Regions from separate parts of the Homo sapiens genome. Here region 2 is linked to region 1. A link is a contact called in ENCODE Hi-C or POLR2A ChIA-PET data. All regions are on one chromosome and are shown on one strand. Each heading gives the region's core, a stretch centred on a gene start or an enhancer-like site at or near the end of the contact. The rest is flanking DNA. Distances are from core to core; before and after follow the strand shown.

Region 1 (4,563 bases), core at 1,999-4,498:
AGGGATATCAGCGATTGCCTCTCAGCCTTATAAGGAGTTTACTTGGGACTCTTAGGTGATGGCTGAGGACTGATCTAAAGTGATTGATTCTGGCCAGGCGTGGTGGCTCATGCCTGTAATCCCAGCACTTTGGCTGAGGTGAGGGGGATCACTTGAGCTCAGGAGTTCAAGGCCAGCCTGGGCAACATGGCAAAACCCCATCTCTACAAGAATTATAAAAATTAACCAGGCACGTTGGCACCCACCTCTAGCCCCAGCTACTCAGGAGGCTGAGGTGGGAGGATCACTTGAGCTTGGGGAAGTCCAGGTTGCAGTGAGCTGTGATTGTGCCACTGCATTCCAGCCCAGACAATAGAGTGAGACCCTGTCTCAATCAATTAATCAATGTTGATTCTAAACACCGTCATCAGTTTGGATGAAGGATTCAAAGGCATGTACAGTAAATAAGCATATAATACAAAATGAGCAGCAAAACAAATCAGAAACCAATAAGAATAAAACAAATGCAACAGGTACAAATAGCAAGAATTACGCTTAGAGATGGCAGGGGTGGGGGATGGGTAAGGCACATGAATATGGGAAATGACTAGGAACATAGCAGGAAAAGACCAGTAATAAGGGTCCACGAGTTGTGAAGAACAACAATAAAAATGCTTGTTAAAAGCATCATAAATGCAGTATTAGTCAGAACTGTATCTGGCTCTAGCCTCCATTTTCCACCTCAAAGGGAATTCACATGAGAGTTGTAAAAATGACTACTTTTTTTTTTTTTAAGTATTTGGCTGGGTGTGGTGGCTCGTGCCTGTAATCCCTAGACTTTGGGAGGCCAAGGCAGGAGGATCACTTAAGGCCAAGAGTTTGAGACCAGCTTAGGCAATACAGCGAGACCTTATCTCTATTTTTAAAATAATATAAAAAGCTTAATATTACAGACAATCACAGTGAGAAAGCTACCCAGCAAAATACCTCAAATATACAAAGGATAATTACATAAACATTCTAGTAGGTAAAAACTGAGACTAATTTGTAGCAAGAAGTATTTAGGTTACATAAAAAACTTCAGCACTAGACTAGGCTATCATAGACAGACTTAAGGCCTAGGATAAGTTATAAAAATTATAGCTATGTTCTGCACAATTGGGCAGGTTTAAAAAAAAAAAAACAGAAAAAAAGATTACAGCTTTGGAAATAGGAACAGTCATCCATGGGCAGAACGGCTTAGGAGGGGATGTAAATGCAAGATGCATGAGCTGGCATCACATCAAGCTTGTTCTCGTACTAACTAAAACAGCTTCAGCTTGATATAGTGAAGAGGAAATCTCCTTCCCTAGGTAGAATATGACAATGGACAGGTGAAGACGGGCAGCATCTCTTGTTGATTCCGGGTGGCCTCTGCTGCTCACAGAGTCAGACGTGTTATTTGACTCTTCATCAAGCACCGGCAAGTCTCTGGATGGCTGCTGTTCTGGAAGAATGGTCAGGTCGAAAGTTGGCTACTATAGGCCGGGCGCAGTGGCTCACGCCTATAATCCTAGCACTTTGGGAGGCCGACGTGGGCGGATCACTTAAGGCCAGGAGTTTGAGACCAGCCTGGCCAACATGGTGAAACCCCATCTCTACTAAAAATACAAAAATTAGCCAGGCATAGTGGCATGCGCCCGTAGTCCCAGCTGCTTGGGAGGCTGAAGCACGAGAATCGCTTGAACCCGGAAGGTGGAAGTTGCAGTGAGCTGAGATTGCACCAGTGCCCTCCAGCCTGGGGGACACAGCAAGACTGCCTCAAAGGAAAAAAAAGTTGGCTACTTTAGAGCAGAGTTTCTCAACTGTTGACACTGGGGCTCAGTAATTCTTTGGTGCAGGGACCGTCCTGTAGAGGATATTTAGCAGCACCTCTGACCTGCACCCACCAGGTGCCAACAGCACCTGGCCAGGAAAAATGCCCAGGAGACAAAGGCCTAGATATGGTGTCCTCACTGAAAGGTAAGGAAACATACAAACTAGACTTAAAAATTAAAAGGAAAAATATTTAAGGGGCTATTCCGGGGATAAGCTACTAACAACCTTTTGAAAGGGAAAGGATAAAACACTGAAATAGCAAAATTTGAATTTATCTTTGGAAAAATCTTACAAGCTGAAATGTCCTAAAATGGTTTTTAAGTTAAAGGCAATTTTTAAATCTTACAGAAGCTAAAAACATAACTTTAACAGTGCGATGGTCTCCCTGTGAATTTTATTTTGCTCTGTTTCACTGAAGCTGCTTTCAGTAACAAAGAATGGGATTCTCATTAGAGGATGCTTCCTTCAGTGCCAAAACCATTAAGCAAAGCAAATGTACTTAGTCTAGTTCCAAAATATTAATTCATTTTAGATAAACACATATAAATGTGTGCATATAACCTCTTAAAAGAGGGAAGCTAGGCCGGGTGCGGTGGCTCACATCTGTAATCCCAACACTTTGGGAAGCCAAGACAGGTGTATCACCTGAGGTCAGGAGTTCAAGACCAGCCTGGCCAACATGTTGAAAGCCTGTCTTTACAAAATACAAAAATTAGCTGGGCGTGGTGGCACACCCCTGTAATCCTAGCTACTTGGGAAGCTGAGGCAGGAGAATCACTTGAACCCGGGAGGTGGAGGTTGCAGTGAGCTGAGATCATGCCACTGCACTACAGCCTGGCAACAAGAGCAAAACTCCGTCTCAAAAAAAAAAAAAAAAGGCCGGGCGCGGTGGCTCATGCCTGTAATCCCAGCACTTTGGGAGGCTGAGGCAGGTGGATCACCTGAGGTCAGGAGTTCGAGACCAACTTGGCCAACATGGTAAAACCCAATCTCTACTAAAAATACAAAAATTAGCCGGGTGTGGTGGCTCCCGCCTGTATGCCTGTAGTCCCAGCTACTCGGGAGGCCGAGGCAGGAGAATTGCTTGAACCCAGGAGGTGGAGGTTGCAGTGAGCCAAGATCGTGCCACTGCACTCCAGTCTGGGCAACAGAGCGAGACTCTCAAAAAAAAAAGAGGCAAGCTGAAGTCCTACCTATGGACTGGGCATGGTGGCTCACGCCTATAATCCCAGTGTTTTGGGAGGCTAAGGCAGGAGGATCAATTGAGCCCAGGAGATTGAGACCAGCCCAGGCAACACAGCAAGGCACTGTCTCTACCAAAAATAAAGAAAACATTCCAGGCTATGAATACATTATTCTTGAAACCTCTGATACCAGCAGTAACAACCTCGCCTTGCTGGCTTTGGTCAGCGGTCATAGCAGCTGACAAAAGTATTTTGTCCACTAGAGGGAACCCAGCTTATCATATTGTTCCCTAAACAAATAGAAGCACAGCAGTGAACAAAATAGGAAAGAGAAACCTTTGTGTAAGTGTAGGGGGCGTGTGTGTTACATGCAGGGGAAAAGAAGGCAGGAAAATAATAAAACTGCAGAGCTAGACTTTTTGACTCTAGGTCACCTTAATATATTTGTATGAAGAAAGAAAACTGAACGCATTTCAAAGCATTTCATTTCCCTGTGCAAGATAAATAAAAAGGCAATATTCTATTTCAGCTAGTCTAAAAAAAATCTTCTATTTATATAGAAGTCCTTAAGATTTATCTGTATCTTACTAAAAATAATCTATTTCCTTATGGGTCAGAGCCAGTAGGCTTTGTTCATAACAAGTGTTTTCTGCACCTAGAAGTAACCACCTCCTAGGCACAAAGCAAAATACATTATTGGGAAGTCTAAGAAATGTTTAAAAGTTCACTAAATCAATGCGTAGAAGAACCACAGGTAAAGCTTTTAAGGCATCTGTGAAGCAGAAACTCTCATTAACTGTCAAGTGGTTTTTGAAATAAGGACAAATCAGCTTATTTTTAAACCATTCCTTTTTTAATTACAAAATAATAAAAGATCATTGTAGAAACTTCAGAAAATGCAAGTAAGCTTAAAAAAAATGTTTTGTTTGTTTGTTTTTTGAGACAACAGTCTCCTTCTGTTACCCAGGCTGGAGTGCAGTGGTGTGATCTCGGCTCACTGCAACCTCTGCCTCCCGGATTCAAGCAATTCTCCTGCTTCAGTCTCCCGAGTAGCTGGGATTACAGGTGCCAGCCACCACATCTGGCTATTTTTTGTATTTTTAGTAGAGACAGGGTTTCACCATGTTGGCCAGACTGGTCTCGAACTCCTGACCTCAAGTAATCCGCCTGTCTCAGCCTCTCAAAGTCCTGGGATTACAGCCATGAGCCACTACATCCAGCCAGAAAGTTCTTCTTTTTCTTTTTCTTTTTTTGAGATGGAGTTTCACTCTTGTTGCCCAGGCTGGAGTGCAGTGGTGCAATCTTGGCTCACCGCAACCTCCGCCTCCCGGGTTCAAGCGAGTCTCCTGCCTCAGCCTCCTGAGTAGGAGCCGGGAGTGCAGTAACAGAAGGAGACTCTTGTCTCAAAAAACAAACAAACAGCCTCCTGAGTAGGATTACAGGCATGCGCCACCACGCTTGGCTAATTTTGTATTTTTAGTAGAGACGGGGTTTCTCCATGTTGGCCAGGCTGGTCTCAAACTCCCGACCTCAGGTGATCCAC
Region 2 (4,366 bases), core at 70-2,569, 83 kb after region 1:
TCAAACATCTCGGGTGTTTGATCCTTTGCTAGACTGATTCTCCCTCCTTTTTAAAGTTCATGGCCCGGGTGTGGTGGCTCACACCTATAATCCCAGCACTTTGAGAGGCCGAGACAGGCGGATCACTTGAGGTCAGGAGTTCGAGACCAGCCTGGCCAACATGATGAAACTCTGTCTGTACTAAAAATACAAAAAATTAGCCAGGTGTGGTGGCGCACGCCTGTAATCCCAGCTACTCAGGAGGCTGAGGTGAGAGACTCATTTGAACCCGGGAGGTGGAGGCTGCAGTGAGCCAAGATGGCGGCGCCACTACACTCCAGCCTGGGCGACAGAGTGAGACTCCGTCTCAAAATAAATAAATAAAGTTCACATTACACCCTCATTCTTCTCAAAATCACATATTCACAAATTCAGGCTCCAGACAAATAGAGGCAGGAATGACTGGACTCATTTCTTCCTCTGTAAGAAGGAAGGGGTTGGGGATGGGAGAGAGCCTCCCTTCAGAGTCAGGCTGTTTATAATCTGCCATTTGCAACATCATTATTCCTCACTGTGAGGACAGTTTTGCTCAGAGGCCTTGCAAGGATGGTGTCCCCAATTCCTCATCCAGTGCAGACATAATCAAAACATATCACCACCGCCAAGGTCAGGTTCTATCATGTTCTGGAAAAGATACCTGCTGAGAGGCCACTGCCTGTCACCTTGCCCCACAGACCTCATCCTGGAAACTTCTCATTTCATCTTCCCTTCTTTGACCACTAGATGGAATATTTTCACTTCTATTCACTGAAACCCTGAAGGGACAGTTTTCCAAACTGGACACACTGCTTGAGAAGCCCAATGCTGAAGGGAAAATGTTTTTCCTTTAATTGTTCTGCTTACCCTAACCATTTTCTAAGCACTTGCATCATATGAGAGTGAATGTGGAATAGATGTTTAGGATCCCCACTTTCTGACCTTCAACTAAACCTGTCAACAACAGTGCTTTATTTCAAAAGGGTAACCTGAGTATTACAGTGGGAATCCCCTGACACCTTTCTGCAGGGCCTTCTGCTAACTTAAGGCTACCCTTACCTTCACTCTTGAAACCTCAAGCCTTTCAGATTCCTGCTCTTAAAGTCAACAGCTGGGGTATGAATTATTATGGGGCAGGACCATGTACTGATTTTAGAGCAGTAACTGCAGACAAATTGCTTTCCTGACAAAATAGAGAATTCTTCTTGGATGCTAGTCATCACCTTGACAGTACCATAGCCTGTTGTTACATCCAGTAACAGAGCCAGCTATCTCGGGTGTTGGAAACATGCCACAGGCAACTTAGAGCCTGAGACACCAGTACAATGTGTTCAGTCTTTCCCTTGAGGCCCAAGTTCAAAGAATTATTTAGGGATTCCCAAAGGAATGGGAATTACAGTATAAGTTATTCTGCAGAAAGTCAAGAGAAGGCCATAAAGCTAGAATGAAGGCTCTTCACTTGGGAGGGGAAACACTATTTGCTTCAGACAGAACCTGATCTATTCAGCTCAGGAGGAAACAGGGAAGGCAAGACTGGAAGATTCTATTTTAAAAGGATGTTTAGGTTTACCAAATATTTAGTTGTGCTGTTGTTAAAATGAAGAGAAATTAGAAAGTGTTTCCTTTCCTTTATTCTTCATCTTGTTTGTCCCCCTTATCATCCTCAGAAGTATTAGCTTGTGATCATAAACAGACAAGGCAAAGCTTTAAAATATCACCCACTTTTCTAGATAAACAAAAATCTTTTAATCAGATTTCCCTAGGGGCACCCAGAAGGAGGGGGAAGTCTCCTTAACAACTCTCCCAGAAGTGCTGAGATAATGCTATTCAACTCAGAGGAGGGACAGAGAGAATCACTAACCTGAGGGCTCTTACAAAAACAAAAAACAAAACAAAAAAACCAGAGCTTGGAACAAGTGATTTTAGGAGGCCAGGGTAAAGACACTGAAATCGATAATTATCTTCATGACTATGTTCCCATAGCTATCTCTCCTTAGTTTATGAGACACTGAGGCCCAGTATGGTGGCTCAAGCCTATAATCCCAACACTTTGGGAAGTTGAGGCGGGAAGATGGCCTGAGCCCAGGAGCTCACTATGTAGCCTGGGCTACACAGTGAGACCTCGTCTCTACAAAAAATTAAAAAAAAAAAAAAAAAATCGGCTGAGCATGGTGATGTACACCTGTAATGGTTTCAGCTACTCAGGCAGCTAGGGTGGGAGAATTGCTTGCGCCTGGGAGTTCGAGGCTGCAGTGAGCTATGATTGCACCACTGCACTCCAGCCTGGATGAGACCTTGTCTCAAAAACACTGAGTCAAACTCTAGAACTTTATTATAATCACCATCACAACCATCATCCAAACTACCATTCATTTAATATTTACTATGGGCACAGACTGGGCTAGGTACTTTATATACACTAGGTTATTTAACCCTCATAGAGATCCCATGAAAAATTGTTATTTCTATTAAAAGAAAAGGTAATTGGGCAAGACACTTGCCAAGGACACACAGCTTAGGAAGCAGCAAAGCTGAAAGTTAAAGCCAGGTCAGTCTGACTCCAAAGCCTCTACTCTTAACCATAACACAACAGTGCTTTCTTCTAGCTCAGATTTTTCTTCATAAAGACCACTGACAGCTGCCTGCACACAGCATTAGATTTAAAAATCATTAGATTTAAAAATTCTGTGGAGGCATGATGGTTTCTAGTTTTCCACTGAAGACACTGAGGTACAGACAGGATAAGTGACTTGCTCAGTGTCCCATCATTAGCAGGTGACAAAGCTAATTCTAGACCCAGATCTTTTAATTCCTTTTCTATCCAACTATACTGTATCTTACAACAGTCTTGTACTACAGTAAAAAAAAAACATACATTTTTAAATTGAGCGCCTCAAATAACTAGCCCTGCTCACAACATGAAAGAATGAAACCGAAAGGACTTTTGATACACTGAAATAAAGGACAGTGAACATAAACCTCTTCATGGTAACTTACAAATAACAAGCCATATCTGGTTGTGCCCAAGCTATCTGATGTCAATTAAATTAGTACTGGGAGAACCTAAAACCATGTGAGAAAGAGCTAGATCAAACAAAACAACAAATAGTGGCTGAGCTTTTAACTTCAGGAGCCTAACTAGCCAGACCTGTACATCACAGAATGATTAGAGAAAAAGGAGGTGCCAAGATAAGCCCACGTTTCCAATTATCCCCATGTTTCCAATTATCCCCACAGGTGATTTCTCTTCCTTCTTATATCTCAGGAAGGAAAGTAAAAAGAAGAGCCATGTTTTGCCTAATTCCTTTTTTTTTATTTTATTATTATTATACTTTAAGTTTTAGGGTACATGTGCACGATGTGCAGGTTAGTTACATACGTATACATGTGCCATGCTGGTGTGCTGCACCCACTAACTCGTCATTTAGCATCAGGTATATCTCCTAATGCTATCCCTCACCCCTCCCCTCACCCCACAACAGTCCCTAGAGTGTGATGTTCCCCTTCCTGTCTCCATGTGTTCTCATTGTTCAATTCCTATCTATGAGTGAGAACATGTGGTGTTTGGTTTTTTGTCCTTGCGATAGTTTACTGAGAATGAAGATTTCCAATTTCATCCATGTCCCTAATTCCTAATTTGAACAGAAAAATAAGGATTCTGTGAAACTGGGTTCAAGTGGTCGTTATTAGATCCACATAAGAATCTAGAAAATGATAAAATATCACAAAACACAGCACAATGTGGGTTCACCAATAATGAAATATAGAGAGAGGATCTTATGTTTTAAATTTTTGTAACATATAGTCCAAAACAAATAGATAATTATACATTCTGCAATAGATGAGGACATTGGCAGGGCATATAAAATTAGACTCTTGGGCTTCAAATGACTAAGTTGGAAGCATTAGCAAACTCAAGGAAGGGACAATTCAGAGGCTATAATGGGCTTAATGCTGCTATTTAAAGTAATGAAGCATTTTCTCTGCTTTCTGGATTCATTTCACCAAACGATTTCCTCAGCAGGTCAGATATAGATTTGCAGCAAAATGAAAAACATTTTCCAGGAATAAAACAACTGATCCCTGCAACAGCTGACTTAACTTTTCTGAATAATAAATCTTCATCTGACATGCCCAGATGCCTCAGAGTACTGTCACTGATATTCTTAACCTCTTCCTAACCTTGCCAGATCCTTGTATTTCATATTTGCCAAACATAATTACTGAGAGGGGGTAACTGCACTAGCTGTGTGATCTTAAACAAGTTATTTAACTTCTTTTTTTGTTGTTGTTTTGTTTTGTTTTTGTTTTTGAGATGGAGTCTTGCTCTGTCTCCCAGGCTGGAGTGCAG

What was found. A loop is a pair of places that touch in the nucleus more often than their neighbours do. ChIA-PET counts read pairs that join two places held with the same protein, here RNA polymerase II (POLR2A). Pooled maps may share reads with other maps.
Region 2: a loop to region 1 is called in a pooled map, with 2.2 times the contacts of the local background. The contact joins two enhancer-like sites. A Hi-C loop is called at or near these places in 3 of 50 pooled maps. POLR2A ChIA-PET finds 5 or more read pairs at or near these places in 5 of 52 experiments (A549, HepG2, IMR-90 and 2 more).

What each region holds. Positions count from the first base shown.
Region 1 is chr14:65,018,884-65,023,446 of GRCh38, reverse strand. All of the region lies in intron 6 of CHURC1-FNTB (CHURC1-FNTB readthrough), which reads right to left. All of the region lies in intron 4 of FNTB (farnesyltransferase, CAAX box, subunit beta), which reads right to left. It also overlaps a transcript of MAX not described here. Among named protein-coding and RNA genes, the nearest start is that of MIR4706, 24 kb to the left of the region's middle. RefSeq lists a silencer at 3,377-3,426. Within about 2 kb of position 3,248, at least 6 of the 41 ENCODE cell types and tissues checked have a DNase peak (open chromatin) inside an H3K27ac peak, as active enhancers do.
Region 2 is chr14:64,934,309-64,938,674 of GRCh38, reverse strand. The region is part of intron 3 of CHURC1-FNTB (CHURC1-FNTB readthrough); the gene reads right to left. CHURC1 (churchill domain containing 1) reads right to left here. Exons shown (of 4, transcript NM_001386928.1): 4 at 3,307-4,366. Among named protein-coding and RNA genes, the nearest start is that of GPX2, 6.3 kb to the left of the region's middle. Within about 2 kb of position 1,319, at least 6 of the 41 ENCODE cell types and tissues checked have a DNase peak (open chromatin) inside an H3K27ac peak, as active enhancers do.